Linked DNA regions of Homo sapiens: regions 1, 3 and 4 are each linked to region 2. Evidence: chromatin loops called from intact Hi-C (ENCODE). Cell type or tissue: endothelial cell of umbilical vein. All regions are shown on one strand. Each heading gives the region's core, and the rest is flanking DNA. Links, peaks and the distances in the headings are about the cores only. Region 1 has its middle 97 kb from the start of ARSJ. Region 2 overlaps ARSJ (arylsulfatase family member J). Region 3 has its middle 20 kb from the start of CAMK2D. Region 4 has its middle 35 kb from the start of ARSJ.

Evidence for each region. A loop is a pair of places that touch in the nucleus more often than their neighbours do. Peaks named below come from ENCODE experiments on the same cell type or tissue, not always from the same donor. Only the 100,000 strongest peaks of a DNase experiment are listed, where the experiment ranks them.
Region 1: a loop joins it to region 2, with 4 times the contacts of the local background. A loop is called at or near these places in 2 of 110 quality-filtered maps.
Region 3: it touches region 2 in a loop (3.0-fold over the local background); 3 of 110 quality-filtered maps call a loop at or near these places.
Region 4: it touches region 2 in a loop (8-fold over the local background); 7 of 110 quality-filtered maps call a loop at or near these places.

Annotation. Positions count from the first base shown.
Region 1 is chr4:113,878,646-113,886,949 of GRCh38, forward strand. No RefSeq gene overlaps it. Among named protein-coding and RNA genes, the nearest start is that of ARSJ, 97 kb to the right of the region's middle. RefSeq lists an enhancer at 5,903-6,404. In endothelial cell of umbilical vein, for the core only: no CTCF peak of the experiment used is centred there; DNase peaks (open chromatin) are centred at 4,226 and 6,856; H3K27ac peaks cover 886 bases.
Region 2 is chr4:113,955,126-113,963,429 of GRCh38, forward strand. All of the region lies in intron 1 of ARSJ (arylsulfatase family member J), which reads right to left. Among named protein-coding and RNA genes, the nearest start is that of ARSJ, 20 kb to the right of the region's middle. In endothelial cell of umbilical vein, for the core only: no CTCF peak of the experiment used is centred there; DNase peaks (open chromatin) are centred at 4,266, 5,796 and 6,016; H3K4me3 peaks cover 208 bases; H3K27ac peaks cover 3,952 bases.
Region 3 is chr4:113,777,517-113,785,820 of GRCh38, forward strand. No RefSeq gene overlaps it. Among named protein-coding and RNA genes, the nearest start is that of CAMK2D, 20 kb to the left of the region's middle. In endothelial cell of umbilical vein, for the core only: a CTCF peak has its summit at 4,111 (motif pointing right); a DNase peak (open chromatin) is centred at 4,145.
Region 4 is chr4:114,010,928-114,019,231 of GRCh38, forward strand. No RefSeq gene overlaps it. Among named protein-coding and RNA genes, the nearest start is that of ARSJ, 35 kb to the left of the region's middle. In endothelial cell of umbilical vein, for the core only: no CTCF peak of the experiment used is centred there; a DNase peak (open chromatin) is centred at 4,694; H3K27ac peaks cover 2,090 bases.

The DNA.
Region 1 (8,304 bases), core at 2,087-7,086, 77 kb before region 2:
TGGCTCCCTCTTCACATATTTTTTCTTCTTTATTCTCTTCACAAAATCCACAGCACTATCTTGCTGATGCTATACCAACTAATCCTGAGGCTTTAGTCACACATAGAAAACAGTCATTCTTCTGTGCTCTCATAATGTTTAACCACACCTTTTATTTAAAATATTCTAAAAGTTGGACTTAGGAAATCTTAACACTGAACCACAATTGCAGAGTGTCCCACCTCGGGAAAGAATGCTGAACAATTGATTTACAGCCTTGTCGTTGCTGGCCAGACCACCAGGTGGCCCATTACTCAAGATAACCATAGCAACAAGATGCGCTGACCTGCATACCCTACCCATCATGTGCTTTGCCCAGCTCAGCCTGAATGTTTTACCCCTGATGTCAATTCCTGTGCTTTGCCTAATCAAGCAAACAAAAAACCCTACTGGATTTTTTTAAGGAGCCATCCAGAGGATTCTTACACCTCACTTCTGCTGTCTCCCTTGCACTTCAGCACAAGCCCCAAAATAAAAGCTTTGTCTGGGAAATCTGCTTGGCCTCGTGTTAATTTCCATTACAGGGGAGGCCAAAGACCCTGTGATCTATAACTCTCTCTCTCTTTCTGTCATAAATTAATGAATGAAAACTGAAATGCATCCAATGCCACGGAGAACTTTTATTAGTGATCATTTCACTTAATAATTTAATTCGTCTCACCACACCTTGTTTCTTCAGCCATAAAATAGGGTTTATAATGTATCTACTTTGTAGGGCTGTTGGGAGGCAGAGAAAATATGTATAAGATGCCTAGATTTGTGCTCACACGAAGTAAACGCCTAATAAATGTTGGCATTAAACATTTATATGAAGAATGTTTTGATTTTCATGTTCTTTTTGAATACTTTTTACTTCTTCAATTTTCTACAATGAGAAGAATTACTTAATAATCACAAAGCAAAACAAAGCATGAAGGGCTTTAGAAAAATCTCTGGGTGATATTAATTCAATATTGAGCTCCAAATATAAAGTTCTATAGAGCGAGGTTGAGTTTTAAAATTTGTGGCTTATAAATAGCGCCTGTCAGGCCAGGCGCAGTGGCTCATGCCTGTAATCTCAGCACTCTGGGAGGCTGAGACAGGCGGATCACCTGAGGTCAGGAGTTCGAGACTAGGCTGGCCAACATGGTGAAACCCCATCTCTACTAAAAATACAAAAAATTAGCCGGGCATTGTGGCACGTGCCTGTGATCCCAGCTACTCGGGAGGCTGAGGCAGGAGAATCGCTTGAACCTGGGAGGTGGAGGTTGCAGTGAGTGGAGATTGTGCCACTGCACTCCAGCCTGGGCGACAGAGTGAGACCCCGTCTCAAAAAAAAAAAAAAGAAAGAAAAGAAAAGAAAAGAAATAGGGTCCATCAGAATAACTGTATACACAATTTGAAATATTTTATCAATATTCTTTAAATATTTTAACATTAAATATTAATAGCAATAATGGATCTTCATGGTAAAATGTATCTTTGTGTTATGCTCATCTACATATACTTGACTAAATTTGTGTACCTTAAAGTTGCCACAAAACCCCACCTCCTAAAGGCTACAGTGTTTCTGGATGGGTGGTTCACAAAATATCCAGTTGAACTTGTCTAAGATTTTTCTGAGCATATGGTGAAGAGGTGGGAGATGATGCTTTCAGTTACTCATACTCACTGGCTTTGCCTGGGCTGATACATTTCTGGAACTTTAATATTATTCAAAATAAAGTAGAGAATTGAGCACAATGTATTTGATTATTTCTGACTGTTGGTTGGTCTCCAGTGTTGATAGGAGTCTGGCAATAATAACACAGCAATACAGTCTAATGGCTTTGGATTCTTGAGTTTTAAGTCATTTTGTAACTCAAAGATGGATGTTCCAATTTTAGTTTCACTGCTGACTGGCTGCCTATTATTATCACACTGTCCTGTTTTTCTTAAGCATAAAATGGGGTTATAATGTTGACCTTTGTTTCTCTTTCAGAGTATTTGTTTCAAAATTCTTTAAGGTGTAGTGTAACAATGCATATAATGTGCCCAGACAAATTAAAAATATATAACTAGGAAAATAACTCAGGGAAATATCTTGAAATAAGAAAAATAAAATAAACCTAGAAGTGAGTAGTAAATTGCTTGCCAAGAGATACTGTGTACTTATTGGATACAGGCCACGATTTCAACTCAACGTGCTTTAACAGCCAATGAAAAAGGAAAAAAAATGGGTTATACAACTCAGAGGGTCAATAAAATAAAGTTGATCATGTCAATAAGCACAAAATCAAAACAAAGCAGTTGCTCCAGAGAAACTATGTTACCGGTAATTTCTCCACAGTAAATATATAGGTACTTTTCATAGGGCAATTTCTTATATGATTCTTTAAATTAGACCAATAAATGAACACCAAAACGTAATTTTATATAATTAATCTATATGGGGCCAGAAAACTATGTACTCATGTACAAGCTTTTTGATAATCTGGCTTAACCCATGCACTCACATTGAAGCTCCTAGAGAGACTTGGAAGGATTGCATATCTTTTAGGCAGTCCTCAATTATGCATCTTTAAAGTGTACCTTTGTTAAGAAGCAGATTGCAATTATAACATGTTGCCAGTTAGATTTCAAGTTAACTCACAGTTAAGTTTCAATGGACTGAAAAGGAGAATTGACTTCTTGTGAAAATTGAGTTTAAGAAGAACAGAAAGCTAACCAACCTCTTCATTCAGATGGGTGTAGAAATCATTGGTGAGCAGGGCTGGACCAGGATTCTTGTCTTGAATATGAGTCATGGAAGCAGGTTGTTCAACAGAAGAGCAAACTAAAAATAATCGTCTGGACACAGTGGCTCATGACTATAATCCCAGCACTATGAGAGGCCACAGTGGGAAGATAGCTTGAGGCCAGAAGCTCAAGACCAGCCTAGGAAACATAGTGAGATCCCGGTCTCTACAAAAAACAAAAAAGAAAAAAAAAATTAGCTGGGTGTAGTTACTTTTGGGAGGCTGAGGTAGGAGGATCACTTGAGTTTGAGAAGTCAAGGGCAACAGAGCAAGAAACTGTCAAAAAATAATAATAAAACCAAACAGAAATTAAAAATAATAAATTGAAAACAGACATTTAAAGAGATGAGTCTAAACAAACAAAAAACAGAAACAAAATATAATTTTAAGGTAAAATTTATTCTAAAAATAAAATATTAATTTTAAAATATGGAAAAAGCAACTAAGTTTAAAACAATAAAGTTTGAAAATATGTGCAATATAAAAAGCTAGATCTAAAAAGCAAAGTTATGAATGAGATTATTAAGACTAAAAGTAGTTTCTAAGAATGTACAAATAAAGTAAAATTGTTTTTATTAAAAATGTAGGAGTCACCATTTAAGTTAAAGAAAAATAAGAGTGAGGCAGAAAATCCAAAATATAAGAATAATGAAATTAGAATAAAACTTAGGAATAAATGTTATACAAGTTAATAATACATTTTAAGTCAATTTTGAGGTGCTGAACCATAGAAATCAATGTTTAGTAAAGTCAGAAAACTCAACCACAGTGTAGGTAGGCTACTGGGAGTCCTTAGTAAGGAAAGGTTTTGGTTTGAGGTGGCTTGAAGGTGCATTCTTCCTTAAAGGAGCAGAACTATGCAAATTCTTTAGCCCATGTCTTTAGTAAAGGCCCTCATTCTTGTCAAAATTTTCACAATTATAAGTAAAATTGTGATAAACACTTATATACCTACATCTTTGCACTTTTTTAAAGAGAAAAGTTCTGAAAGTTTAGTTGGCTAAAGTATATACTTTTTTTAAAAGATTTTTGATGCTATGTAATGCCAATTTGTCCTCCTGTGACTGGTAGTAATTTATATGTAAACCAACAGTTCATGAAACATCTATTTCACTCCCCCCTTGTATAAGGTTATTATGATACCATTTTCATTACTGCTGATAATTGAAAAATATCTTATTTCAAATTGTGTTTCTTTTTGATTGGTATTGAGATTGAACCAACACTCATTAAAGAAGTATTTGTTTATTCTGAACTCTTCCTCTTTTCTCTGTTTATCTTCATATAAACAGACGAGAATAATTCTCACAAGGCAGATAACTTAACTGGCAAATGACTTTGGTGTAGTCATTATATACAAAACATGTTTGTCCATATCTCTTTTGTTAAGCAGGCATTTCCCAAGCTTCCTGATTACCAGCTAGGTCTCAAACCTGGCTTGATTCCTAAGAAAATGGAAATATGATGAATTGATGGTAGTTATTTAAATTCCCAAGTTTATTTGGTGACATAAAACATGCTAAGATGACTCATGAACTTCCAGTTTAACTAAAATTAAAATGAAACAATAAGTTAAACTCAAACTGTTCTGCTGAATAATCAAAAGTAGATGTCAGCTGGGTGCAGTGGCTCACACCTGTGATTCTAGCACTTTGGGAGGCCAAGGTGGGAGAACTGCTTGAGCCCAGGAGTTTGAGACCAGTGTGGGGAACATAGAGAGACCTTGTCTCTACAAAAAATATTTTAAAAATTAGCTGGGCATGGTGGTGTGTGTCTGTGGTCCCAGGTACTCAGGATGCTGAGGTGGGAGGATTGCTTGAGCTTAGAAGGTCGAGGCTTGCAGTGACCCGTGATTGTACCACCCTGCATGGGTGACAAAGTGAGACTTTGTCTTAAAAAAAAAAAAGTCTACATACCAATGGCTGGTTTAGGATTATTGAATTATCTAATTATTTTGTTTCTTTTTGCGTATCAGATCTCAAAAATGAAAGCAAAGTGATACGAAATTAATATATTTTAATTGTAACATTCTATCCAATTCAAATTTTATTTTCTGATACAATTTATGGACTACACATTTATGCTCTTGTCTAATGCATAGTTAAGTCTTCTTTGGTTGGCCTTTAAAATGTTTTTCCACTGTCCATTTAGAGGATATTGCATATTCTGAAGATAGGGTCAATGGCTTCTATCCTCTAAATCAGTGAACTAGAAAATAACGTCTGTACATTAAGAAATATTCACATCCTCACAAAAATAGTTTAAATCGTGAAAAGGGAAGACTGACATTCTCACATTTTAAAATTAGATTTCAGATTATAACAGGAAAGGTTTAAAATTTCTTAGAAAACATAAAAATTACAAAGTATATGGTAAAAAATCTTAAGTAATTTTTACTTTAATGGCAATTGTTCAAAATGTAGAGAACTGTCTGAAAGCTAGAAAATCCAAGATTGACATTTCATTAGATACTATTTTAGGATTGTTTTTCTTGGTTTTAATAGAGTTCATTGAGAATGATTTTTCAACAAGCAAAGAGACATTAAACATGTAAATGTAAGACTTTTATTTTAGGAAAATGGTTGACTAGCTGAGTAGGTAAACCCATCCCAGCATGGAATCTCTGCAGTAATAGATTAAAAGTGAAAATCTTTTGAAAAGTCATGGTAAAGATGATAAATTAAGAAAAACCATCAGAGGGCAGAACTGATAAGAAAACACAAATCCAAAATAGATGAGGTTGAAGTCAGTGTTTGCTGTTTACCTGAACAGCATCTGCCAGTAGTTGGTAACCTTGAGCCTGAATTATAATGTTGCCTGCATGCATGGAGGCTGGAAAGAAAGTACTAATAGTATGAACTTGAGTTTCATAGAAGGCTGGATCGGAGATAACCTCAAAAATCTGAGACTGCTCTTCCCAGACAGCAACACCCTCAGTGACTGAACTTGAGGGAAAACACCCTTGCGGAGGAAATGTTAATACTTGTCTGTCTTCTTGCAATATTAATTATGCATTTTTATATTTTATCATGCTTTGACATCTTGGGGTCTTGCTGATCTTGGAGAGACTGTCCCTTCCAAGGATAGCTAATTGCTAGAGATAGCGAACAACTTGCCTATGAGCATACCTTTCATATGCAAGCCAAACAATCCTGTCTCTACCTTCAGCCACCTCCTTTATTAACTCTCACACACCATACCAATATTCTCCCTGCTCTAAATCACCAACCAGGTACTAGGTAACTAGAGACCACCACTATAGCCCAAGGCCTGCTGAAATTTTAAAAACAATTTCAATCTTGTACTTGCTCAGCTTGCCTACTCCCTTTGTTCCTGAAAACAAAGAAAGAAAGAAAGAACACAATCACGGCTTTTGTCCATGTTTCCCTTTGTCCCTTCTGTCCCCTAATTGACCCTGGTGCTTCCCCAAGTGGCTTTGCATGGTGTGGCATGCCCTATCCTCTGGGGGACTGTGAGCAATAAACTCTTCTTTCAAGGCAGTTATCTCCATGTCTGTCATTTTATCATACCTGATTAAAACAAATCCCAGGTACATATTAAAACATCTTGGCTTTGGGTAGAACAGAATGTAAAATTAAAAACAAATACAAGAACAATGAAAATCCTTTAAACTCCTAACCAGAAGCCCTTACATACATAGGTATGAGGCAAGAATCACATTGCCATGTGACTTCAAAACCCAAGTCAATAATTAAGTTAAAGTGATTCTGGATTGGTGATGGCCCCATGAGCTTGGCAAAAGGAGACAAATCTGCTATGGGGGAAAGAACTTAAACAATTTCCAGGCAATTTTTAGAGTTCCAGTGAGTATCATCTCACAACAAAATACCATTAAAAACATGAAGAAATAAGTCATAAACAAAGTTAGCAGAAATCAAATCAAATTAAATTCTCCTTTCCTCAGGGCCCAGTGGCTTGGAACTTCTGCTTATGGTGGAGGTAGAGAAAACAATTTCTCACAACCTTGTTCCTTTTCCAGGACTTAGTTCTCTGGTGCTGGGAGTGGGGGGAAGGAAGAAGGGTCAAAAAGCCGTTTCCATATGCAACTGCCCATAGTTGATTAGCTGATGTTTATTTTGTTCGTTGAAATCGCTCTTCCATTACTTAAGCAAACCCACCATGAGGTAGATTACTTATCCTTTTCTGTTTTTTGCAGCCACACTTCTATGGTAGGCATTCAACTGCTGGTTTTCTAAAGGGTAGATGTTTGTTGGTTCTGTGAAGGGTTCTAAGGAAGCCTTACCCTTTATAGTTCCCTAGCTTGGGAGAGTCAGCTGAGGCTTAACCACTTAACCTGCTCATTTCTGCTGTGGGAGGGGCATTCTATTACTTCGTGTTGAGAATTTTCTCTTCTAGTAGCTCTCTTGAAGTGAATTAATTTATCTTATTGACAAACTAATTTCTTTTTTTTTTTTTTTTTTTTTAGACGGAGTCTCGCTCTGTCACCCAGGCTGTAGTGCAGTGGCAGTGGTGTGATTTCGGCTCACTGCAACCTCCACTTCCCAGGTTCAAGCAATTCTCTGCCTCAGCCTCCTGAGTAACTGGGATTACAGGTGCCTGCCACCAGGCCCAGCTAATTTTTTTTGTATTTTTAGTAGAGACGAGGTTTCACCATCTTGGCCAGGCTGGTCTTGAACTCCTGACCTCATGATCCACTCGCCTCGGCCCCCGCAAAAGTGCTGGGATTACAGGCGTGTGCCACCGTGCCTGGCCTGATAAATTAATTTCTAACCAGCACCTAAGGTGATTGTCAGAAATATCTGTATCCTTGCCATACAACAGAACAGGCATACAGGTTACCTCCCCACCTTCTCCTTGCTGTTTTCTCTCCTCGACATCTTTCTTGACTTTCTTTTCTCTCATCAGCAGCTGTAAGTCTAGGGCACCCGATATCCTGCTGGCTCAGTAGTTAGGAAATTTCACACAAGGGATGATCAGCAGTCACAACTTAGTGAAAGGGGTAATGGTTTTAGCAACCTCCATCTTGTAGGATGACAGAGAATATACTGGATGCTTCTCACCAATGGGAGGAGTAAGAGAAGCTGCTCCACAAATTCTCATTCCCGTCAATAACGACTTCTAGCCTGCCTTCATTTTATACAGTCCAGAGGAAGTCAGGAAGTAAAGGGTTGGAATGATGAAGAGCTCCAACTGTGCTGAAATAGTGCCCCTTAGCAAGCCTCTCTTGAATGTGATTGAGCCCACAGCCGGTAGTTTTCTGACTTTAGAATTTGGCATTACTTGACATTACACTGTGGATTCTTTCATCAATTCTGGGAAAATAAGAAAATGCATTTGCATTATTTGGCTTTAGACTGTGGATTCTAGGCATTAATTCTGGGACAATAAGAAAGTTTTCTACCAGTATTCTACAACAGTGCTATAGTAACATAACTTATCATCAAAGAACAAAAATTGTCATTCGCATAAATATTAGCATATAAGTAACATCATTGAATTATCTGTACCATATTAAAACTAACGTTTG
Region 2 (8,304 bases), core at 2,243-7,242:
CAGAAGATAATGAAAGGGTAGAACAAAAATTGAAAACCAGAGACACTGTCAGGAGTAAACTAAAGCCACTTCTCAGAGTTTCCATAGATCCAATGGCACTGCCATAAATCTAGATTGAGAAAGTCCATTAGCAGTTATTGCAGATACAGTTACCTTCTCCTCACCCCAAATTCTAAATAAAATATATCAAAATAAATGAACAGATTGGTTATTATTTAAATATTAACCCAATTTGCCAGCTTCTTTTAGGTCGTAAATTTGCATGGACTCATGGTAATCCAAATGACTGTATAACCAATCAGGATATTTAGGAAAAAAAAAAAAAGAATCAGTGGCAATACTCAAGCCCAGGTTCCATGCCATCTGCAGGAGCTGTGCCACCGTTTTTATTATAAAAGAAACTACTATTAGGATGCAGTCGGACTGGTTTTTCCAAGCACTAAATCCATATGGGTAGAACTCAATAAATACCATGCACATAATAATTACTAACATCTGTAGAGTGCTTTCCGGTCTACATGTTGCTTTGTTTAACCTTCATAACTGTTATAATCCTCTTTTATAGCTCAGGAAACTGAGGCTTAGGGAGGTAAAGTGATCTAGTTAAGAGCACACAGCAAAAAACTTTTAAACCATAAATTTTGACTCTATAATGAAGTTTTTTGATTCCAAATCCAGAGCTTCTGCTACCTTGTGGTGCCTCTCTGAAAATGTTTTAACAACAATAATGTTGTGATTATACCTTTCAATGTAATTTTTAGAAAATGTTGCCTTTTAGTATCTTCCAGCCACAGCAGCTAATATTTTATGAGGTCATATTTCTGAGTTATTTGTAGTATGGAAACTGAACATTTGAAAACATTATTGAAATCTATTTAAAAACTGTTATTTGGTTAATTTGTAAACCTCAACCTCCTTGCCTCAAGTGATCCTTCCACCTCAGCCTCCCGAGTAGCTGGGACTAAAGACATGCACCACCATGCCTGGCTAGTTTTTGTAGAGACAGGGTTTTGTCATGTTGCCTAGGCTGGTTTCAAAGAGTTTGTAGTGATTTTGAAAGCGAAAGCAAGCTAGATAAAGCCTACTTTATGAAACATGTGCTTGGAATAAAATAGATTAGGATTTAAACCCATAATAATAAAGAGCCACGCCACCTCTCCTTATAGGGAATATTTAATATATTCCCCTAGAACATAAAGAGTTAATTGTTAATCACTTAACAGGAAGACTAGGAGAAGGGGTTCTACGACATTAAAAGCAAAAATGGGAAGAAATGTTTTAAATAAACTAGAAATCGGTGGGACCACACATTCACTTAATAAATCTTTACTGGCCATTTACTATGTATCATATAATGCCAAATACTTGGGGAAATTTAAATTTTAGAAGACAAAGCCTATCTTTTTGAAGAGCTCAAAGTGCAATGGAGAAGAAAGCAATGAATAAAATGTTTGAATTAAGAAGGAGAAACTTGTCTGCAGGAATAAGCAAAGGAAGTAAAATTAAATTAGAGTTCTGAAGGATAAATTGTATCTTCACAGGATGAGAAATGGGTAAAATGCATTTGGAAAGGAGCAGCTCACGCAATGGCATAAAAGTATGAGAAAGAGATTAAGTTCATGCAATGGTGACATGGTCACTGCAAGTAGATCACAGGGTACTTGAACGAGTGGTGAGAAAGGAGTCTGAAAGACTGCAGGGGCCGGTTTGAGAGGGGTCTTTGATGACACGACGAGATGTAGTGACTTTGCAGGCTCCAGGGTGCCAACAGCCTATGCTTTTCAGGCAGGCAATAGCACCATGGAATGTGCAGTTTAGAAAGACAATTCCGGTGGCTTAATGTGGGAAGAGACTGGTGGCAATGCAGTATTTTATAGGCTGTTGCAGCTGTAGCAGCAAGATGGACCTATAGAATTATGTATATTGTCCTAAATTAGAGGGTGTATTTTACTTTAGAATAATCAATGCCGTTAATAATTGTAGGCAGTTCATAATATAAAACGTTTTCAAGCAAGGGCAGGTTTGGGGAGGAAGGCCTTGAGGAAGATTCATTATATAGTAAGCTAATAGGAATAAAGGCTTCAATGTGATGTCCGATGTCTTAGGATGGTGACAGTTCTTTTAGTTTTAGCTCTCCAAAAAGTATTTCCACCATTTTATTTAAATATCTCTATTAGCATCCTTATATGTTAGGGATTTCTTCTTCTTTTAAAAAACTTAATTTCAGAGACCTCTCCTGAGAAAAAAATAGAAAGAAACTCTTTATGCTTGCAAAGCTAATAAGCAATACATTGTATTGGGAAAAAATATAAAAATAAGTAGAGAACCTTTTATTTAAAAATGGAAATAAGTCTTTAAAGTCGTTTTTTCTGAAACAAATGTGGTCTTTTGTTACATTGAGTGGGAAAATCTTAAATCAAACTTTCCAGGATAGAACATTAAAAAACAAAACCCATCAACTCTGAGCTCTCTCTCTACTGTTGAGCACAAAACCAAAATCACAAATGCACAACATTTACTTTCATAGTTCACGGTGACTGATTTGTGTATTGAACACAATGATTTTCTTCCTTTGTGCTTCTTTAAAAAAAGTAACATTAACTTGCAAAAAAGACTCCAAATTGCTTATGTAGGAACAAACTTAAAAGTGAGACAGAATTTCATCTACAAGGCTTAAAACATCTCTTAATTGTTATGATGTAACAGCAGTCTAAAAATTTTTATCAACAAACAAAAAATCAGTCAAGCACACACACCTTCTGAGACCATCTTGTCTGGATAACATCTTCAAAGTTAGGACTGAGTGATTACTAGTCTACGTTCTATGCTAAGGTGCTCAAGAAAAACAACTTCATATTGAGTGACATAAACAAGTGCAGCAAATCTTTTTAAATTTGCATGTTGTTTTGGGAGCCTTTTAAAAGAAACTGTAAGCCAGCATATGGAAAGTTATAAATGGAGCCCAAGTTTGCTTGGAATCTAATTAGAGATGCCTTCCAGCTGTTGCCACTGCCTGGAGCCTCTATTTCCTCTTACTCTCTCCTTCCAAACAAACCATGGAAAAGCAAGCTGAACACCAGTTCTCTTGCCTGACGCAACATGAACTGATTTAGGCAGTCTGGCAAAAAGGAGATGAAAAAATCAGCCTCCTTATTAAATGTTGCTGTACATAAAATGTACAATGAAAATTCAGTCGAATTAAGGACAGAGGTATAGAAGCAAAATTAACGTTAAAAAATTTAAGTGCATTACCAGCAGCACAAAAGGCATTATCAATATTATGACTAAAGACAGCATGGTGTCTAATGTTCACCTATTTGTAGAAAAATGAAAGAATCCATTAATTATTTTTCTATTTGCACTATGTTCTCCAAACTAGACACCTATGATAACCAAAGAAGGTCTTTGAACCCCTAACTTTGATAAAGATCAGGCTCCTACATCATAGATTGGTTATTTTTTTCTCTATGGATATTAACCTGCATGTTTTGACTTTAGCCGATACATATATACAAATAGATACATAACAGAGCTTAAGGCATGGAAGGTTGGGAGAAGGATGTGGCATTGATGTAGCTCTTTGAAGAGAAATAAAATTTCAAATAGGCTGAGAAGAGGGTGATTGTGGTATAAATTTACCTCTCTCATTTCTTTAATCTTCTACTTTCCACTAATTTCCCTATATTTTCTCCTCAGCCTTCACCTTCAAGCATATGTCTCTCTCTATCTTGAAAATATCCTCTCTTGGAACCCGCTATTTTTTAAATTGCCACATTTCTCTTTCCTTTCTTGCAAGATTAAACCCCGCACGCAGGCTACACCCACTCTTGCCATTTCTACTCTACCAACCCTTTTAATAACCTCTTCAGAATCAAACCATTTGTGTTTTGGGAGCGGGATGGGGGTGGGAAGATAAAAATGATGACTTTCTTCTTAAAATAGCAATTTAAAAGCACGATAAAATTTAAATAATAACTAGAGCTGTCTGAAGAGAACATTTCTTTTCAGGCAAATGTGAAATTAAGTAATCTGTTTCATGTTGCGGTAGACATTTTTCTGAATGGCTCACACAGAACATAAACCTTAAAAGCCAACAGCATACTGTGGGGGGAATAATTTCTGTTTACCCTCAGTTCAGTGTTCTGTCCCATTAACAGCTCTACCTCTAAATATGCATGACATTTCCTTTCAAAAATTTTCTGTTTAATGTTTCAAATGCACACACTAGATCTGACTTAGTAAACCAATTCCTTAATAATGAGTCATCTGGCCAAACATGAGTCAGAGTAATAAAGCTCTCGAGACACTTCACTATTTGAACTTTAGGGACATATATAAACCTGTGAACGATTTCACAGCCTGAAGAAAGAATTTTTAGCTGTTATGAGAAGCTGGGTAAGAGAGAACCAGCACTTCCCTGTTTTCATGTCTTATCTTTTCTGAATTTGTAACATTGATTAGAAGAACCTCTGTTCTATGATTTTTTATTTACAGAGATTGCAATGATCATGTGTAGCATTAAAATACAAATTTCACAGACAGTATATTTTACTTTGTGTATATTAAACATGTTTTTTTCTTGAACATTTGGCAACTATAATCAACATGAGATTAACTGTTTCATCAGAATGTGTTTATATGGTTGCATATTATCAAATGGAATTTGGTTTCTGAAAAATGGAATGAAAGTATGGAACAAAATGGCAGAGCTAAAAGTCAGAATATTCCCAACCTTGTATTTTAGTTAATTTTACTGTGATCTATCAGCCACCCAATAGATTTTTTTTCTGAAAGCCTTCTAGTTTCTCTTGTCTTCAAGACTATGTTCATTGGGGTATTAAGTAATGTACCTTCTATCATTGCTTCTCTCTTGAATTATTGTTCTCTTTCCATTCTTAGTGTTATCATTACGGTTTTTTTTCAGTATTTTGTTTCTCATTCAGACAGCTTCCTACTGGTTTCCCTGTTTTAGAGTTGGAGAAATAATAATGAGACATGGATAAAATACAATTAGGCAATGATAAAACGATAAGAAAACAAGGTATTGACAATGAGTTGTAGTGGGCATTTTACAAAATACACATTGATCGAGAATAAATTTTATGTGTGGTTCCCTATACCTGTTCTGGTATGCCTAACTACAGCTTAGTTATTGAATAATAGTTTCCTTGTATGCTTTCCTCACTACTGGGCTATTGAATTTGATGACAAGTGAAAAATTTGAGAGTTTGAGATCATCTGAAAAAGCTTCTCTACTTCACAAACCTTGCTGTTTTATAATTATTTTCTGTGTACCTCCAGTATCCTGGTTTGAATGTTAAAGTATTTCATTTTCATCTCCATGGTGGTGTTATAAAACCGCAGGATTATTAGTGAACTGCCTCAACTTTAATAGCTATAATTGATTCTGGTGTATTCATCAAAATGACAGCTATAATTTGTAGAAAAAAAAGAATCAAAGAATTTTCTTATAAAAGATGTGTTTAATAGATCTGTAGCTTTTTATTATTGCTGCTGCTGATTCATTATTTTTACATTTTATAACTTGATGCTGGTACTTCTTGAGAATGATTGCCTTATTAACATATTACTTATTTGTAGCATTAAGTCAGTAACTTATTTTCTTGATATGTTAAGAAAATTCCCTCAAAGTAGATTGAATAGGGCAGTGTTTTTCAAACAATGACCCAGGAGCCCTGGAGATTGGCAGAAGTGCCCCGAGCCTGCCTTAGAAGGAAGGGGTTGAGGCTGGAACCTGCACTAGCAGATCTACTTTCTTTTGTTTTATATGCTGGACTTCTTTTCCATCAAGAAATTCATTTGACTGAAAAGTGACACATTGAAAAAGAGTTTGAAAAATTATAGAATAAGTTTCAAGTCCAACAGAGAAATAAACCAATTTACCTTTGGCAAACATAGGTAACGTGAACTGGGCAGCTCCTCTAGGTGAAAAATAAGTAATGGGAGAGAGAGACTACAGTGCAGATCCTGAGCAGACACCATGGAGAAGTGACACCCACACTCTGATCACACCTGGAGGAGGCATCCAGCACGTTGGAAGTGAAGTAGCACTTACCCAACAACATAACCTGGGTTGCCTAAAGTTTTACACTTTAAGATTTAAAATAAAGGGGCTTAGAGAAGGGATTTGAACTTGTAAAAGATTATGAGATTCTTATTCTTTAAAAAATAAACAATCACAAATGTTCTTTTGCAGGATATGTTCTGTAGTGCTTGTTCTTAAAATCTAAGAAAGGGAATGTTTGGGCTAACATGTTACATCAGATGGAGGTTGGACGTTTTGATTTCAATACTGTGTGTGGTAACTAAGGTGAATGCATTAAAACAAACATTCCTCTCAATGAAATCTTTCTCAATGTCTGCACAGCTGTTAACTCTTTGGCCCAGAAAACTGCATCAAAAGCCAGCAGTAATACAACTTATGCAGGTTGGCCCATAAACTGTTTAGTGAGTACTTTGCTTTTGGAGAACAAAAAGAAGAGATCACCAATGTGGAAAAGTTGTAATAAATGACAATGTTCTATAAATTAAAGCAAATGACCTATTTTTAGCTATTTTAAAATAAGAAGCAAAATAGGTGGACTTCAAGTTTTAACAAAAATCTTGCCAGATGTAAATCCTTAAAAATTATAATTCTAAAAATGTAAGTGCAGGACCACCAACTACTGCTCAGACTCTTTTGCCTTGACATTAATCCAAGAGAAAGGGAAAAACATGTATGTGTGCCTGTGTTTGTCTCTCTCTCTCTCTCTGTGTGTGTGTGTGTGTGTGTGTGTGTGTGTGTGTGTGTGTGTGTAAACACTTGATATTTGATGCAATCAATAGTCTGAAGTAGCAACATTTTCATTTTGATGAAAATAGGGATGTTGAGTGCATACATTGGCTCTTTCTGTTGATTTCTTTTAATCATCAACCATCTGACCATATGGATGGACTAATAACATGCAGAGTTTTGGCTACAAGTCCAACGTAGTGAAGTAAGGGAGAATGGTGAATTCACCCAGTTCATTCAACTCTGGGACAGCCGTGAGGCCAGACAAGCATGCTTGCCCTAATGTAGCACCCTGCCCCAACATTCACCTGTGCTGCTTTTTCTTTCTTTTGAAATATTAGTGAGTGGCTGAGCCAGAACTCAGATGCAGACCTTCTGACACCACTTACTATGATAAAAGAAAAAAAAATCTATAACTGCAATCCTTCAAAATATAAAACCTAAGGGAGTCAGAAAAAGAAGGGAGAAACAAAGACTATTATTTATTGGTAGGCTTTGAAATGTGAAATATAATTGTCAAAGAGATTCCTGTAACTTGTGATACATGTCTGCTGGAGCAGGCACCTTTTTTTTTTTTTTTTCTAATAGTTGAATGAATAAACTTGAATTTGTCCTTGACTCCTCCTTTTCTTCCTGTTGCATTTGTAGTTCATCAAAAAATCTTGTCTGCTCTATCTGCAGAATATACTCAGAATCCATCACTTTCCATCACCCCTCCCTCTGTCCCATGATCTCTCACACAGGTTAATGCTATGGTCTCTTTAACAGATCCACCTGCTCTCCATCCGACCTGCATGATCTATCCTCAACACAGCCACTAAAGCAGTTCTGTTAAAAATGAAGTTAGATCAGGTTCCCCTTCTGCTCCAAGCTTCCCAGTGGATCCCATTTTAGTCGAGTGAAAGTCAGTGCCCCTGCCTGTGCCTACATTACACTACAGGATCTGGCTTCTTTAACTGCTTTGACCCCATTTCCTCTTAATCTCTCCTGGTCTGTCTCTGAACTAGCTTAGTGGGGCTGTCCTGTAATGGTACTTGAACACACCAGGGGTGTTCCTGTTGTAATACTTATGCATTCACTCTTCTTTCTGCCTGGAGAAGCTACATACAACGATCCCTTCCTTGCCTCCCTTCTTATCAAGGTCTTCCGTGACCTTTGTAATATTGTCCTCTCAATTTCTGTGACTCCCAATCCTCTTTCCTGCCTTATCTTCTTTCTTAGAGCATGTCACCCTCTAGCATACTATATAGTTTTCTTATTTGTGTCTTCTTGCACTAGAATATGAACACCATGAAAACAGGGATTTTTATAGGTTTGTCAACTTATATATTTCCCAGTGTATTAGTCCATCCTCATGTTGCTATAAAGGACTGCCTGAGACTGGGTAGTTTATAAAGGAAAGAGGTTTAATTGACTCACAGTTCCACCTGGCTGGGGAGGCCTCAGGAAACTTACAATCATGGGGGAAAGGGAAGCAAACATGTCCTTCTTCACATGATGGCAGGAAGGAG
Region 3 (8,304 bases), core at 1,040-6,039, 180 kb before region 2:
AATTTCTTATCTCAGATTCATGAAATGGTAACTTCTATGTCAGCGAAGTATTTATTTAGATCCAAACTGGGATTGTAACTATAAGAAGGAAAATATCTTACTACTCTGCAAACAATGGCAGGGACTTCTTCTGGAAGGTATTATGTGAAATTGATGCTTGTAAACACATGATTACAAAAGATGTTTATAATGAACTACATGCTTGAGTTTGCCTCTCATGCACAATAATAAAGTGCTGACTACCTATTCCTCCAGCTAGAAGGAAACTAAGTAAATATATGAAAATGGTTCTGTGAATGCCCAAGATGTCACAGTGTGTAAGAAAACAAGGCTTTCCCCCACAACCATCATAGTAAAATAAAACAGAAAAAAAAAAAACTTTGGTAAACTATAAGCTACTGCTCAGAGGTTTTATTGTAATAAAGTATTCAGTGGTTCCACTTTGGTTCTTGTTTATCTCTCTGTTTCCATTTTTGTTTATGTCATTAATATGTGTTTGTATATAAGTTTCTGATTCCTTCTTTTAGTACCATCCCTCCAATTTTATGTTTATGAATTGTTCCAAAGAGGGGGAAAAAAAAGGCATTTTATGTCAAACAACATGGCTTATTGTCCAGCCTGAGGAAGCCATTATACATAGGAAGTGAATGAAAATTAAACTCATTCTGGATGCAGTTGAAGACAATCCTTTTTGTTCTCTATATTCAAGAAGGATTTATCAGTCTCTGAAACTTAAGAGACCCAGAATCTAAAAGGGATTTCAAGAGATCAATCTAGAAGTAAAAGGAAGGCACTTTGATGTATTCAAACATCAATTCAATATAGGTTATTGCCAGAATCTTATCAGAATCTGCCAGTGATTCCTAGACATTACTTTAAAGCCGGTATTTATGTAACTAATACAATTCTTTGATTTCAAGTGGCAGAAAGAAGTGGAAGAATTTATTATAACTATTCAAGAATATTTTACAGAATGCAATGACAGGAATAATCCTTGTCTCAAAGAGATTTAGAATTTATAAATGGAAAAACATCAAAAAGTTAGCAGTATTCTGACTCCATCTCTCATTTGTACTTCTTTCTGTGCCGTACTGTTTATTTTACGTTGTGTAAAAGTCCAACGATACCCCATAAGGGTATAGGGGTTGCTCACTGCACAAGGATATTCAGCTGAGGGAGTTAAAATACAGTCCTAGTTCTGCTAGCCATGCAGTGAACCCTGAGGGCTGAGTTGTCCTAGAAAGGGTATCTCTTCCAGTTTCCAAAAGGCAGCATATGGTCAAGTGGAGGCGCCATCAAATGGGTTTGCATGTTTCAGATCCAATCACCCAAAGAAAATGAATATGAATAAAATGAATAAATTGCAAATCGCCAGAAAAGAGATTTTGATTGAATGTGCTACCCAGTCCTGGCTTAATTAGCAGTGATTCAGAAGGTAAGGATATGTTTTTAAAAAAGAAGTTGTCAATTAGAATTTGGTAGATGCAGTAGTTCTTCACAAAACCTCTTTTCTTTTCTCTTTTCTTTTTTTTTATTGAGACAGGGTCTCACTGGTGCCCAGACTGGAGTGCAGTGGCACAATCATGGTTCACTATAGACTTGACCTCCTGGACTCAAGTGGTCCTCTCGCTTCAGCCTCCCAAGCTGCTGGGACTATAGGCACATGCCACACACTTGGCTAAGTTTTGCACTTTTTTGTAGAGAGAGATTTTACCATGTTGTCCAGGCTGGTCTCAAACTCTTGGGCTCAAGCAATTCTCCCGCCTTGGTCTCCCAGTGTGCTGGGATTACAGGCATGAGCCATTGCACCCAGTTCTAATTTTTATATTTCAGACTGCCCACCAACCACACAAATTTCCTAAGAGTTGATTATTTATGTTTATATTAGAATGAGAAATACAACAAGTAGAAATGATAAAAATGATCTAGATTTGGAGCAAGAGCTAGTTTCTAGGTTTTTTTCCTCCGTGTGTTTAAAATTATTTATAGGTTGGCTTTGCATTTCTAGGGGACTGGAGATCCATTTATTTTTCAATTAAAATATAAGGTATGATTGTTGAAATATTTGTTTTGTATGTTTTCCCCAGAATAATTTTAATCTTTCTTTTGAGGTTACCAAATTTAGCAAATAAAAATACAGGGCACCCCATTAAATCTGAATTTCAGATAAACAATAAATTATTTAGTATATGCCCATGTAATATTTGAGATACAATATACTTAAAATTATTGCATGGGACATATGGATGTTAAATAATTATTCACTGTCTGAAATCCAAATTTAACTTGGCATTCCTTATTTCATCTGGCATACTTACTTCCTTTTTATTATAGATTGAACCCTATGGATTTACTGTAGGAGACCAGAATATGCAGCCCCAAAGTGTGGATTTTTCACATTTTGCTGAAGACAATTAAGAAGAAGCAAATGCAGGAAAGCTTTCTGTCCTCCCTTTTTTTATTTTTAGTTTTTATTTGCTTAAAAGCGGTATATAGATTTATAAATACAAAAGGTTTGGACACTTATCATCTGAAATACCCAAGGGATCTACATTAGTAACCTTTACTGACTAGCCTTTATCCATCATTTATTTGCCTTTCCCCAAGTTGCTGACTATAGCGACTCAAAGTCTTTTTCCTTTGTCTTATTTCTCTAAAAAGTATACTGTTCTTTGTTGAAGATGCTATGTAAGCTGGGATTCAAAGCCACTCCTTTGAGAATTACTCATTCCCTGGGTGTCTCCTATGTATACGTGAAATATACATATTAATTTTTGTGTTGTTTTTCTTTTATCTGTCTTTCGGAACAGGGATCCTTTCCAATTAAGAATCTACGTGGCTTGTAGAAAAAAACCGCTACACCATGTTTACACATTTCTAGATCTAAATTTGGCAGAGAAATTAGGTCAAGGAAATAGACATATGTCCCTACATATAAAATTCATTAAAGCTTGACTTGGTGACTTTACAGTAAAATAGGATAAATTATTACCTGGTCTATATGAGTGAAATTCAGTCTATACATTTTCTTTCATCAAAAAAATAAGAGAAGAATAATATGTTTTATTTTCATAGTATTATATGTGTACTCAATCACACAATGCAGCAAGGATATTTTACAAATAAAATATAATTATCACATAATTTCATCAAAAACTAATTTAGTTTTTTAGAGATTAAAAAGTCAGATACCATTTCCATGCATTACTATTTTCATGTCTCTATTTTTTCTTTTTAATCCTAAATATTTGTAATAGCCTTACATTAACTACACAGAATCACTGCAGTTATTTATAGCTGGCCATTTTTTTGAATAAAACTAATTTTGTTTTTAGTTCTTGAAATGGAAGAAAAAGACGTGTTTCTGCAGTTTAAAAAATAGCACACTGTGAGTTAAATTAAAAACTTAAATCATAGAGTTTTGCAAAAGGGGTAACTATCTTATTAAGTCATATATAACTTGGAATAATTGTTATTTAAATGCACACAAAATGCATTTGATGTTAGATTTAATCAGGTAATTCCAGTAAGAATATGAATTTTGTAGGACATTAGAGAAATCTCTTAATTTTCCTTTATTACTCAAAAGTAATGACACCATGATTATTTTATGGATTTGATGAGCACCTATTCTGTTCTATGTAGTAAATTAGTCAAAATCTGTATTTTAATCTTGTTTCCTTCCTATAATTTCTATCAGGTAAATATTATAGCCTAGAGTTTTTAAAAACTGTTAGAAACTGGTGCTTAGAAATATTTATTAGTTCCTCTAAGTAACATATAAATAGTAAGTGGCCACCTCTGGTTCTGAAGCCAAAAAACTAAATTTATTGTATTTCTAAAATATTTTACTCACTTTCAAGTCAGGAAGAACTGATAATTTATCTTGGTTTTGGGATTTTTTTCTTATTCCCAATAAAAATAAATATTAAAATTTAATTAACATTGATATCCAACAACTTTTTTGTTGTAATGAATAATTTGGCTTGAGCTGTAGTACACTGAGAAGGGGACATGGATAATATCTAATCCTCTCTTGGTGGAAATGTTTTTGTAAGTTATACTAATTTTTCAATGTATTTGAAGAATACTGTCAGTCTTAGAGAATGAGCAAGATAATGTTGACCACTAGAGGGCTTGAAATTTGTGATCACCGTTAGTAATCTAGAAATACTGATGGACATTTCATTAAGGGCTTCTGGTAAATTTTGAAAAGAAATAGACACTTTGACTCCATGGATATTATATAAAGAACAAATGTTGTAGTTAAAATTAATTTTAATGTTTATGTTTATTGGAATGTTTACTTCTAAACAACTGTAGCATTAGGGTGGTTATTTTACAATTATTACTTGATAAATTTCCCAAAGCACCTTAGTGAAAGTGGAAGACAATATAATTAGGGTGAAGTACTAGAATGAACACGAGGGAGAGGCTCTTAGAATACCTACTCAGAAGAGAGGCCAACAGATGACTAGAAAAGACTCTCTGGAGATAAGAGAAAAGATGACAAAGAGGCAAAGAGAACCAACCAAAAAAAATTATTTTTTCCTTGAGTTAATTGGTAAATATTAGTAATGTGAAGCCAAGGGTAGAGAGACTGGGCTAAGTATTAATAATTATTGTAAAAGTGACATTTATTAGATGCTTACTACATGCCAGGACTCTGCTGACATTTACATGCATTAACTCATTGAAACATCAGAAAAACCTCATGATATTTATTATATTCTTATTATTTTACAAATAAGGAAACATCACATCTTCCCTTCATAGACCCTCATTCCTCCCCCTAAAAAAAAAAAAAAACCCAAAAACATTCAATGAGGGCTGTGGCAGACACAGTGCAGTTTTTCTAAAGCAGATGCAGTCTGTAGAGACTAAAGATTTGGAGCTTATTGAGTTTGAGATGTAGGACAAAGCAAAGGTACCTGGTGAGGATGCATTCTTTATAGGCTTTGGAAGAACTGAGTCAGTGCATTTAACAACATCTGAGAGTAAGAAGTTAAATGCCATTGAACAATATCTGATAGTTGGAAGATGGAAATTACATGTGGTCCAAAATCTTGTATGGGGGACAAGGGAAAGATAAAATGGTTAATGGATTACAATGTTAAATGACTAGGTATTTAAAGGCTTATCTAGGTCATAGATTCTTAAAGGCTATATACATGGGGAAATAAAGCAAAACACAACAGAAAGCAAACGCACGATGCACTAAATATGTGTTCTGTAACAATTTTTTGCTATAGCTAGTCATAAGGAAATCCTGTATTTTTGTTACTCCCTGAAGAGCTGAAAAGGAGGTAGAGGTCAAGTCATTGGCTTATGGAATGTTATCTTGAGAGAATTGTATATAAAAATGCACTTATGGTGGTTTTAAATGCAAGCACACTCAAGCTGAAACACACAATAATAGGTAACATACCTAGAGAAAAAAAATCTTTTAACGAGCAGGAAGTGACAGATGAAAGCATAGAATTAGCCATTGTCTTCAGCAAGATGTTGTTCACGCTGATTCCAATAAGCGTAATTATGTAACATTCTCCAGTAGTGTTCAACCACTTGAATGTAGGAACATATTAACAGTTAGTTGGATTTGACCAGTGTTTAGGTTTTGCCAGGGAAGAATAATTGAGGGAGAAAGAAAAAGGGGCATTAAGGACATTTGTTAGAAAGTAAAGCTGGGCACAATGGCTCATAATTGTAATCCCAACACTTTGGGAGGCCTAGGCAGGAGTATTGCTTCAGCCCAGGAGTTGAAGACCTGCCTAGGCAACACAGTGAGACCCCCATCTCCAGAAAAATAAGAAAATTAGCTGGGTGTGGTGGTGAGCACCTGTAGTCTAAAATATTCAGGAGGCTGAGGGGGGAGGAATGCTTGAGTCCAGAAAGGTGAGGTTACAGTGAGCTATGCTTATGCCTCTGCATTCCAGCCTGGGTGATAGAATGTGACTCAGTCTCTCTCTCTCTCTCTCAAAAAAAAAGTAGTTATATGATGGAAACATGAAAAACAAGCTGTACAAGTGACGTGAGGACACGAGGTAAGATGAATAAAGGAAAGTTATGGGGTTAATGAATTAGTGCTAGTAATGAACTGGTGAATTGCATGAGTAGAGTACTAGAGTAAGTAGGCTAGAAGAATAGGAAATGACAGAATGAGATGTTTAAAAGAGAAATTCAAAGATGGTACAGGGTGATGACAATGTCTAGATATGACACATGAGTGGGTCACGGAAGAGTGATAGAGGACAAGATTATTAGAGGTAAGGAAACAAAGGGATTGAGGTCAAGGTGTTGGGTCATCTAATTGGATTTTGAAGTAGATAGCCATGATGACAGAAAATATATAAATGAGTGAAGAGCAGTGACTCAGAGGTCCCTACGTTGCTTAACAAGAAGGGAATCCATAGTGGCAAAGAATGATAACGTGTGTTTCAAAAGACAGAGTTTTGAAGTGTGAAATAGGAGTGACAGTTTGGAAGTAGCAACAGGGAGCAGAGAGGACGCTACCTCAAGCTCTAAGCGTATGTAGTATGTAGCATATAAGAGGAAAATAATAGGCTGGGTGTGGTGGCTCACGCCTGTAATCCCAGCACTTTGGGAGGCCGAGGTGGGTGGATCACGAGGTCAGGAGTTCGAGACCAGCCTGGCCAACATGGTGAAACCCCGTCTCTACTAAAAATACAAAAAATTAGCCAGGCATGGTGACATGCACCTGTAATTCCCAGCTACTCGGGAGGCTGAGGCAGGAGAATCGCTTTAACCCAGGAGGCGGAGGTTGCAGTGAGCTGAGATGGCTCCACTGCATTCCAGCCTGGGCAACAGAGTGAAACTCCATCTCAGGGGGGAAAAAGAAGAAAAAATAAAGACATTTTCCACTTGAAGGGCTCTAGGGAAAGCAGGGTTTGCTGGAGTCAGGTTAATTTCAACAAGAATCTGAAGGAAATGTTCAATAAAAAGATTAAGGAAGTAGAGGAATTTTCTGATAACTGGAAACAAGCTTTGGTGGAAGGACTTGGATGACCAAGAATGTGGGAGATGTGATCAGATTGGTGACGCTGAAAGCAGGGTGGTGATAAATACCTGTGAAATTAGGTGAACTGGGAAGCTTGGATTTCTGAGGGTGATACAAGGGAGCTGGTATTGGACTGGTATTGGAAGCATGATGAAATTCATTTCAGAAGCCACAGAGCACTGAGTTTGGAGGTCATGGGGTGGCTGTTATTGCCTTCAGCTGAAGATGGGGTGATAGGGAGGAGGTGGGTCTCATTCCTGGGATATCAGAAAATCTTGTGCCCAATGTTGCTGGCAAAAGAGCAATAATTCAGTTATCTTTAATTCCCCCAAAAGCCCTCTCTACTAAGTAATTATATTTATTGGAAAAACTCCCACAGAATCTCTAAAGCTCAAAAGTCCCTTGCTTTGTGAACTATTTTCTGGCTTCAACATCCCATAGTTAGTCATTTCCTCTATTACCCAACACACAAAGTGCACAAATAGCACTTTGCACAAACCTTCTGTCTCTCTCACTATACACTAAGCTTCTTGACCCAAGAACTGTGGTTTACTTTGTATCTGTGCCAGAAAGTGGATCATATCCACAAACTGGATGACAAACTCAGGACCTACTCTTCAATAGTCTTTGAGGAGTAAACGAATTAGAAGTCTGCTTAAGTTGTGTTACTATTATTACTAGCTGTTGAACATTTACTTAAGGGTAAGCATTGTGCCAGGAGCTGCACATACATAATCCTGATTTTGTAGGTTTTCTCTTGATTATGCTTATGTTCTTCTAAGAGATAGAATTTTAATTAATCAAACTAAAGGTTAAATACTGCAATGACAAAAATAGAAAAAATGAAGGTGTTAATTTTACTGTGATGTTTATTATTTATTACTGTAACTGTTTTAAGACAAGAAACTTTCTGTAAAGTAAAATGATTCAAAGGGGGAAAATGGCTTACATGATTCAAATATGATCAAAACTTATTTTGAGTTTGTAAGAGAAATATGCAAATTAGACTCTGGTTGACAGTAAACTCAGCTAGGAATATGCAAAGAATCCTCAAACACCAATTTCACTGAGACAGAAAGAATGCTAGAGTGACAGTGTCATGAAATGTCACAGAAATTTTGGCATAGGTAATGAAATTAGAAATTCTATTTTGCATTTAAATTATTTAAAATTATACTAAATTTTTTAAAAATAGGAGATGCCAAATAGCTTCATGTGCTTTCAATTTCATAACACTCTCCTTCCCTAAGGAAAATACTATTGAATATCCAGGGCTTATGTGGAGC
Region 4 (8,304 bases), core at 2,014-7,013, 56 kb after region 2:
TGGTTTAAAGTCTGTTTTATCAGAGACTAGGATTGTAAACCTTGCTTGTTTTTGCTTTCCATTTGCCTGATGAATATTCCTCCATCCCTTTATTTTGAGCCTATGTGTGTCTTTGCACATGAGATGGGTCTCGGGAATACAGCACACCAATGTGTCTTTACTCTTTATCCAATTTGCCAGTCTGTGTCTTTTAATTGGGGCATTTTAGCCCATTTATATTTAAGGTTAACATTGTTATGTGTGAATTTGATCTTGTCATTTTGATGCTAGCTTGTTATTTTGCACATTAGTTGATAGAGTTTCTTCATAATGTTGATGGTCTTTACATGTTTGTGTTTTTGCAGTGGCTGGTACCGGTTTTTCCTTTCCATATTTAGTGCTTCCTTCAGGAGCTCTTGTAAGGCAGGCCTGGTGTTGACAAAATCCCTCAGCATTTGCGTGGCTGTAAACGATTTTATTTCTCCTCCGCTTATGAAGCTTAGTTTGGCTGGATATGAAATTCTGGGTTGAAAATTCTTTTCTTTAAAAATGTTGAATATTGGCTCCCACTGTCTTCTGGCTTGTAGGGTTTCTGCAATGAGATCCACTGTTAGTCTGATGAGTTTCCCTTTGTGGGTAACCCAACCTTTCTCTCTGGCTGCCCTTAATGTTTTTTCCTTCATTTCACCCTTGGTGAATCTGACAATGGTGTGTCTTGGGGTTGCTCTTCTCGAGGAGTATCTTTGTGGGGTTCTCCGTATTTCCTGAATTTGAATGTTGTCCTGTCTTGCTAGGTTGGGGAATTTCTCCTGCATAACATCCTTAAGTTTGTTTTCCAGCTTGGTTCCATTCTCCCCATCACTTTCAGGTACACCAATCAAACATAGATTTGGTCTTTTCACATAGTCCCATATTTCTTGGAGGCTTTGTTCATTCCCTTTAATTCTTCTTTCTCTAACTGTCTTCACACTTTATTTCATTAAGTTGATCTTCTATCTCTGATATCCTTTCTTCCTCTGATATGCTTGATCAATTTGGCTATTGATACTTGTGTATGCTTTCCAAAGTTCTCATGCTGTGTTTTTCAGCTCCATCAGATCATTTACATTATTCTCTAAACTCTTTATTTGAGTTAGCAGTTCCTGTAACCTTCCATCAAGGTTCTTAGCTTCCATGGAATTGGGTTAGAACATGCTCCTTTAGTTTAGAGGAGTTTGTTATTACCGACCTTTTGAAGCCTAGTTCTGTCCATTCGTCAAACTCATTCTCTGTCCAGTTTTGTTCCCTTGCTGGTGAGGAGTGGTGATCCTTTAGAGAAAAGGCATTCTGGTTTTTGGAATTTTCAGCATTTTTGCATTGGTTTTTCCTCATTTTCCTGGATTTATCCTGGTAGATTATCTGGATCTTTGGTGTTGGTGACCTTCAGATGGGGTTTTTGCCTGGGTGTCCTTTTTGTTGATGTTGATGCTATTGCTTTCTGTTTGTTGGTTTTCCTTCTAACAGTCAGGCCCCTCTTTGGCAGGTCTGCTGGAGTTTGCTGGTGGTTCACTCCAGACCCTGTTTGCCTGAGTATCACCAGTCGAGGCTGCAGAACAGCAAAGATTGCTGCCTGCTCCTTCCACTGGAAGCTTCGTCCCAGAGGGGCACCCACCAGATGCTAGCCAGAGCTCTCCTGTATGAGGTGTCTGTGGAACCCTGCTGGGAGGTGTCTCCCAGTCAGGAGGCATGGGGGTCAGGGACCCAGTTGAGGAGGCAGTCTGTCCCTTAGCAGAGCTCAAGCGCTGTGCTGGGAGATCCTCTGCTCTCTTCAGAGCCTGCAGGCAGGAACCTTTAAGTCTCATGAAGCTGTGCCAACACCTGTCCCTTCCCCACAGTGTTCTGTCCCAGGGAGATGGGAGTTTGATCTATAAGCCTCTGACTGGGGCTGCTGCCTTTCTTTCAGAAATGCCCTGCCCGGAGAGGAATCTAGAGAGGCAGTCTGGTTACCGCGGCTTTGCCGAGCCCGCAGTGGGTTCAGCACCCAGTTTGAACTTCCCTGAGGCTTTGTTTACACTGTGAGAGGAAAGCCACCTACTCAAGCTTCAATAATGGCAGATGCCCCTCCCCGCACCAAGCTCAAGCATCCCATCCCAGGTCGACTTCAGACTGCTGTGTTGGCAGTGAGAATTTCACACCAGTGGATTTTAGCTTGCTGGGCTCCGTGGGGATGGGAACCTCTGAGCAAGACCACTCAGCTCCCTGGCTTCAGCCCCCTTTCCAAGGGAGTGAACAGTTCTGTCTCACTGGCATTCCAGGCACCATCGGGGTACGAAAAAAAAAACTGCTGCAGCTAGCTTGTTGTCTGCCCAAATGGCTGCCCAGTTTTGTGCTTGAAACCCGGGGCCCTGGTGGTGTAGGCACCAGAGGGAATCTCCTGGTCTGTGGTTTGCGAAGACTGTGGGAAAAGCACAGTATCTGGGCCAGAGTGCAAAGTCCCTCAAGACACAGTTGCTCAAGGCTTCCCCTGGCTAAAGGAGGGAGTTCCCCTGACTGCTTGCACTTCCCAGGTAAGATGATGCCCCACCCTGCTTCAGCTCATCCTCTGTGGGCTGAACCCACTGTCTAACCAGTCCCAATGAGATGAACTGGGTACCTCAGTTGGAAATGCAGACATCACCCACCTTCTGCATTGGTCTCACTGGGAGCTGCAGACCTGCAGACGGGAGCTGTTCCTATTTGGCTATCTTGCCACCATGCCCCTCCCCCAGCTTTGGATTTAATACAGAAGTAAAATCAATGATTATAAACAAATATAATTTTAAAAAGTACTTATGTTTAGAAAAAAGAAAAATCAATATCTAGAGGGAAAGAAAAAGAAAGACAGTTAATGTATCTGTTTACTTCATTCAAAAATCTTTTCTATTTATATATAGCAGGGAAATTTTTTAAAATAATGACATATTTGCATATGTTAATTTCTATAAAAATGCCTAGCTTGAATTCCATCCTAGACTCAAATACACATTGGCTGTCTAACTTCAAGAAAGACAAATAAATTAATTCAGGAATTATGTTTTAACTTAAAAATCAATAATTGGAAAGCGAATTTCCCCAGCCTGTTATTTTTATATTACATGAAAATCCTTCAAGGAATAGTTTGTGATATTTGAACAGCAAATTTCAGTGATACTGTTGAAATATAAAATAAGAATGTTCAGGACAAGTTATTTACATATATTTGTGCTTCAGTTTCTCAATTCACAAAATAACGACAATAATTTATTATCTCATAGGGTTGTTGTGAGGATTTAATGACTACGTATATAATTTAAAAATATCTATATGTCTTTTCTAAGTACTTTATATTACTCAGTATTATCATAAGCAGCAAAATTAAATTATAAAAGAAAGCTAAACAAGCAGGAAATTAAACACACTCAAAACATACACATAAACATACAAAGAAGCGAACTTTTCAAATTTCCCCACCTTTTTGTTACAAAAAAAGTAAACAAAAAAAAAAGTTTAGTTTTCAAAGGCCCATTTTAGAGGTATTGCTTTATCAATGATTATACATTAAATAAGAAGAAGCAATAATAGACCTCCCAATGCCAGGGTTTAATTAGATTTGAATTTTACAGTTATCTCAATGGAATGTTTTTCCATCTGTAAGATCACCTTTTCTAATGCTTTATGAAGCAGACATGGACATCTTCTGTCTCCTTTCCTTCAGGACCAAGAAAAGTGGTAAAAAGTCTGTAGCTTTTACTACAGCCCATAGCTGTACCATATAACAGATAAAATAGTGCTTTTTGTAATTGGAAAAATTTTATGGTGTTCAGAAATAGTATTATTAAGTAAAGCAAGGATTTGATTCTAAATCCTGATTTGCAGAGAAAGCTTAAGCAAGTCACTAAATGTAATTTTACAGTCAATAAAATAATTGATAAGAATCCTGAAATGCCACTTAGAAATGCCTTGTCAAAACTTCAAATTATAAATGTGAGATTTATAAAACTGTCTACTATGTTATTATGGTTATCATGCAAAAGGGCAATCTTTTGATTGGAGTTTATTCAAGCAAAACAAATTAGAAGCATTCTCATTTTGCTTAGTTCTCCAAGGCATAAATAGATTATCTAATTGGTCTTTCTTTTGTTTCTCAGATTTATATCTAATAGCTTGCTCTGAGCAATAATAATTTGAGTAGAGAACTGGAGAACTTCTTGTTCCCCTTAAATTCACATTACTAAATCTCAAGGCCATGGCCATTTAGCAATATGCTCAGTCTCTAGCTCCTAACACCATCTTGTCTTGAGTACAGTAGAAAGTACATTTGTTGATGAATATTTGTCAGGAATTTAACACTAGCTTACATGTTAAATTTTCATCCTTGAAAAAAGATGCCACTTATACTAAAGCTTAAGATCTTCCTCTTAGATTATTTTTGGAGTTCACGAAAGGTGCAATACCAAACAATAGGTCAGAATTTAGAAAACATGATTTCTCCATTTAATGAACACAACAACCTAAAGTGAATAGATATGTCTTGCTTTATGGAAATTACACTGAACCATTATGTCATAGATAAAAAGAACAATGGAGTGAATGAATAAACCACCAGCTCATCTGGCTGGAATCTCATTTGTAATGAGCATTTGCCAAAGCTGGCTACGTTTTTTGGTTTCTCATCTGCCTGGCCCTCCTGATTTATTGATGTGTTTGACTTTCTCCATTCACAACCATCCTGATTCATTTCCTGGCTTTTAAAATCTTTCCTGGCATAATGCCTTCATGGGCTTCCATCTCAGAAGTAGAACCTTCTTCCTTCTTTGGACTTATTCCAAAATCAACTATATTCAACTGAAACTTTTAAAGTGGAGTCTTCACCAACCAAGGCCCTGATCTGTTTACTTTTAGCTCTACCACAGATGAGACAGCCAGGCAGAGGCAACATTCCTCCTTTGGCCTTCTTTATATTGGGCTTAAAAGATCAGTTTTCCCAGCACTATGGGAGGCCAAGGCGGGCAGATCACGAGGTCAGGAGATCGAGACCACGGTGAAACCCTGTCTCTACTAAAAATACAAAAAATTAGCCGGGCGTCGTGGCGGGCGCCTGTAGTCCCAGCTACTCCGAGAGGCTGAGGCAGGAGAATGGCGTGAACCCGGCAGGCGGAGCTTGCAGTGAGCCGCGATTGCGCCACTGCACTCCAACCTGGGCGACAGAGCAAGACTCCGTCTCAATTAAAAAAAAAAAAAAAAAAAAAAAAAAGATCAGTTTTTGGGCCAGTCATGGTGGCTCACGCCTTTAGTCCCAGCACTGGGAGGCCAAGGCAGGCAGATTTCTTGAGACCAGCCTAGGCAATATGGCGAAACCCCATCTCTTAAAAAAAATCTTTTAAAATTATTTTATTGACTTACAGGACAAACACAATTGATAGTGTTGACTAAGAGGATTCTGTATCCATGAGAAAGCATTGTAGAAACATTAATGACAGCATCATGAGGTACTACTGAGTCCAATAAACAGTCTTCAGTCATAAATCCTGGATTTTCTCTCTGTATCTTGTGGTGAATCCTTAATTGATTTAGAAGATTGCTGGATATCTCCATACCTCATTTCCTTGCCTGTATAAATGTGGAAAAATTATGGTCACTACCATGTTTGGTAAATAGTGGTCTAGATGCTTTGTTCTTATTTTGTAAATCCATCAGTCTGAAGATTTCCTCACTGTTCTAAAGCTCTTGAGTGTTTTGATATACATTTGATGTGGAAAGCACAAGCAGCAAAAGAAAAAATATATATATATATAAGTATTCTATGTATCTCATTTTGCATTTTTAAAATATGTGGCTTTAGGTTGCAAACCTAGAAGGTCTGAGAGGAAATAATGGAATTTTGTCTCATTTTTGTTGGAGTATAGCAATATAATAAAGTATATCCTCAAGTCATGAAAAATATTCATGGCTATATTCCAAGAGAAATATTTATTTAGAATACTTAGGTTAAAATTTGATCTCGTTATATAAGCAATACAATTGCATACACTTTTCAGTGCTAATTATTTTAGAAGACCAGGCTGGTATTTCATTCTTATTTCTTCCCAATACACAATGCAACTTAGAGATGGCTATATGATTATGACCTCATGGACAGGGTTTTGTTCCTTATGTAGGCCTGCGAGGCCTACAGAGAAAAATTCTCATTCCAAGACTTCAACTGAACTGCTGGTGTTAACTAACTGCCATTCAAATGGGTCTGGGTAAGAAGACAGAGCAGGAGAAAGAATGAGTCTAGCAAATAATCTACATTATATAATATATTCTTCATATGAGCAGACTAGTATGTGAAACGCCTATGAACAAAATATGTCTCATGAATCTGTAAGAACACACTGTGGTTTTAAAAATGATTCTGGTTTAATTTCAAAGGTGGGTTGCATCATACTGGAGGTTACAGTAGGGTAGTGGCAATATGTGCAGTACATCGGTCCCCAAACCTGCATCACTGTTAGAATCACTTGGAGTGGCCCCTGCAAACTTTAGAATCAGAAGTTCCAAGATATGTCCTGGGAATCTTATTTTTGGAATCTCTCTAATTTGGGAGCTACTATTGTAATGGCCAGAAAGTAGACTTGAAGTCAGAGAGACCAAGATCTAAGTTTGCTGAGTCTCACTTTTCTTATAGTAATGAGGAAAAAATGATAAACTGCTTTGTAAAGTGCTGCCAGATTAGAGTAAATCATATGGAAAAAATCTATCAAAATATTGTTACTCAGGATAACCATTATTTAAAAAATCAATTAGCATGTTTCACAAGGTATATAGTGTGTCGCAATGTATACAATGACCACGATGTCTCACAATGTATACACTTATCAAAACATCAAGCTGTACACTGTAAATATATATAATTTTTGTCAATTATACCTTAATAAACCTGTGGAAAAATAAAATTGTTTTAAAAACAATAATAAATGTTATAATGTAGGATGTATAACTTCAACCAGGAGAACAAGATTGGTTAAGTAAGATTAGAGAAGAGTTCAGAAGTTGAGAGTTAAAAAATAATATAAGAAGAAAGGAAAATGGTGAATGAGGCCATGAATGAGCAATTCAGAGTGATGGAGAAGGCATTAAAGCGGGAAAGCATAAAAAGTGAAGATCAGAACCATAAAGAGAGCAATAACCAAATTGTCAGTAGTGTTGAAGCATAGGCCATAGAGGGAACGAATCCAGAACTTAGTGAGAATGTCCCAGAACCCCTGATCAAGAACCAAGGCAGAACCCGGGCAGGAGAGATCAGAGCCCAGCAAAGGAGGATCATTCACCAGTAACAGTGTGTATAGCCCAACTCCAGGTTACTGTTGAGGCAGCCCTCTTGGATTCATGGGATAGGGATAGGCAATGGGGAGCACACAATTATGGGTCTTGCATGAGCACAGATGGTTCTGGGCCATGGTGTCTGAGGTGATATTGCAGTTCTCCCCATTTAGCTCCCATTCTGTGGATATAAAGAAACAGATAAAAAGACTAAGGCAGTTAAAATTCTTCTTAAATTTGAAGAAAAAAATGTAAAGAAATAGATTTGTCTTTCATGACCAGTAACAATAAGACATCACATCTTTGTTAATTCACATAAAATGTTTTTCTCTCAATGCAAGGTTTGAAGAGATAGGTAGATTTGGATCTGGGAAGAGAAAGGCAAAGAGTTTACCTGTGAGGGAAACATGAACTGAGACTTGGAAGCAAGAATGACAATTTTTTCAGAGAGAAAATTCATCTGCCAACAAAGTTAGCAGTAGTGGAGGAAATGATTGAAAAAGGAACAATTAGAATGTCACTGCAGTGATTTGGGTGTTACCTTTACTAAAATTTTACTACATAGTTCAGATCAGAGGACTATTATATCTTTTGTATTCTTTCTTTTTTTTATTTTAGTAAAGACATTCTATTTCCTTTGAGTTTTGTAGAATTATTCATATGTTTTTGATTCTGCTATCTAATTATGTAAGTACTAGACCGAACTAAAGATTAATTTCTGGTTTGAGTGTTGTTTACCTGAAATGTTTAACAATATCATTTGATAGAACTAAAAATTGATTTCTTGTTTAAAAATGTTGTTTCCTCAAAATGCTTAGCAGTGTCATGTGACTGCTTTGGTTGGAACATGACCATTCAAAAGCCTTCATGGAATCTAGACTGTCTTAGAGGTTTGACTGTGTTATGTCAAATATATTAAGATGGTCCCACATCCCACATTCAACATCATTTATATGTAATTGGATAAACTGTGTTTCAATGTAGTTGAATAGTTGGTATAATATACTATTTTGAAAACACTTT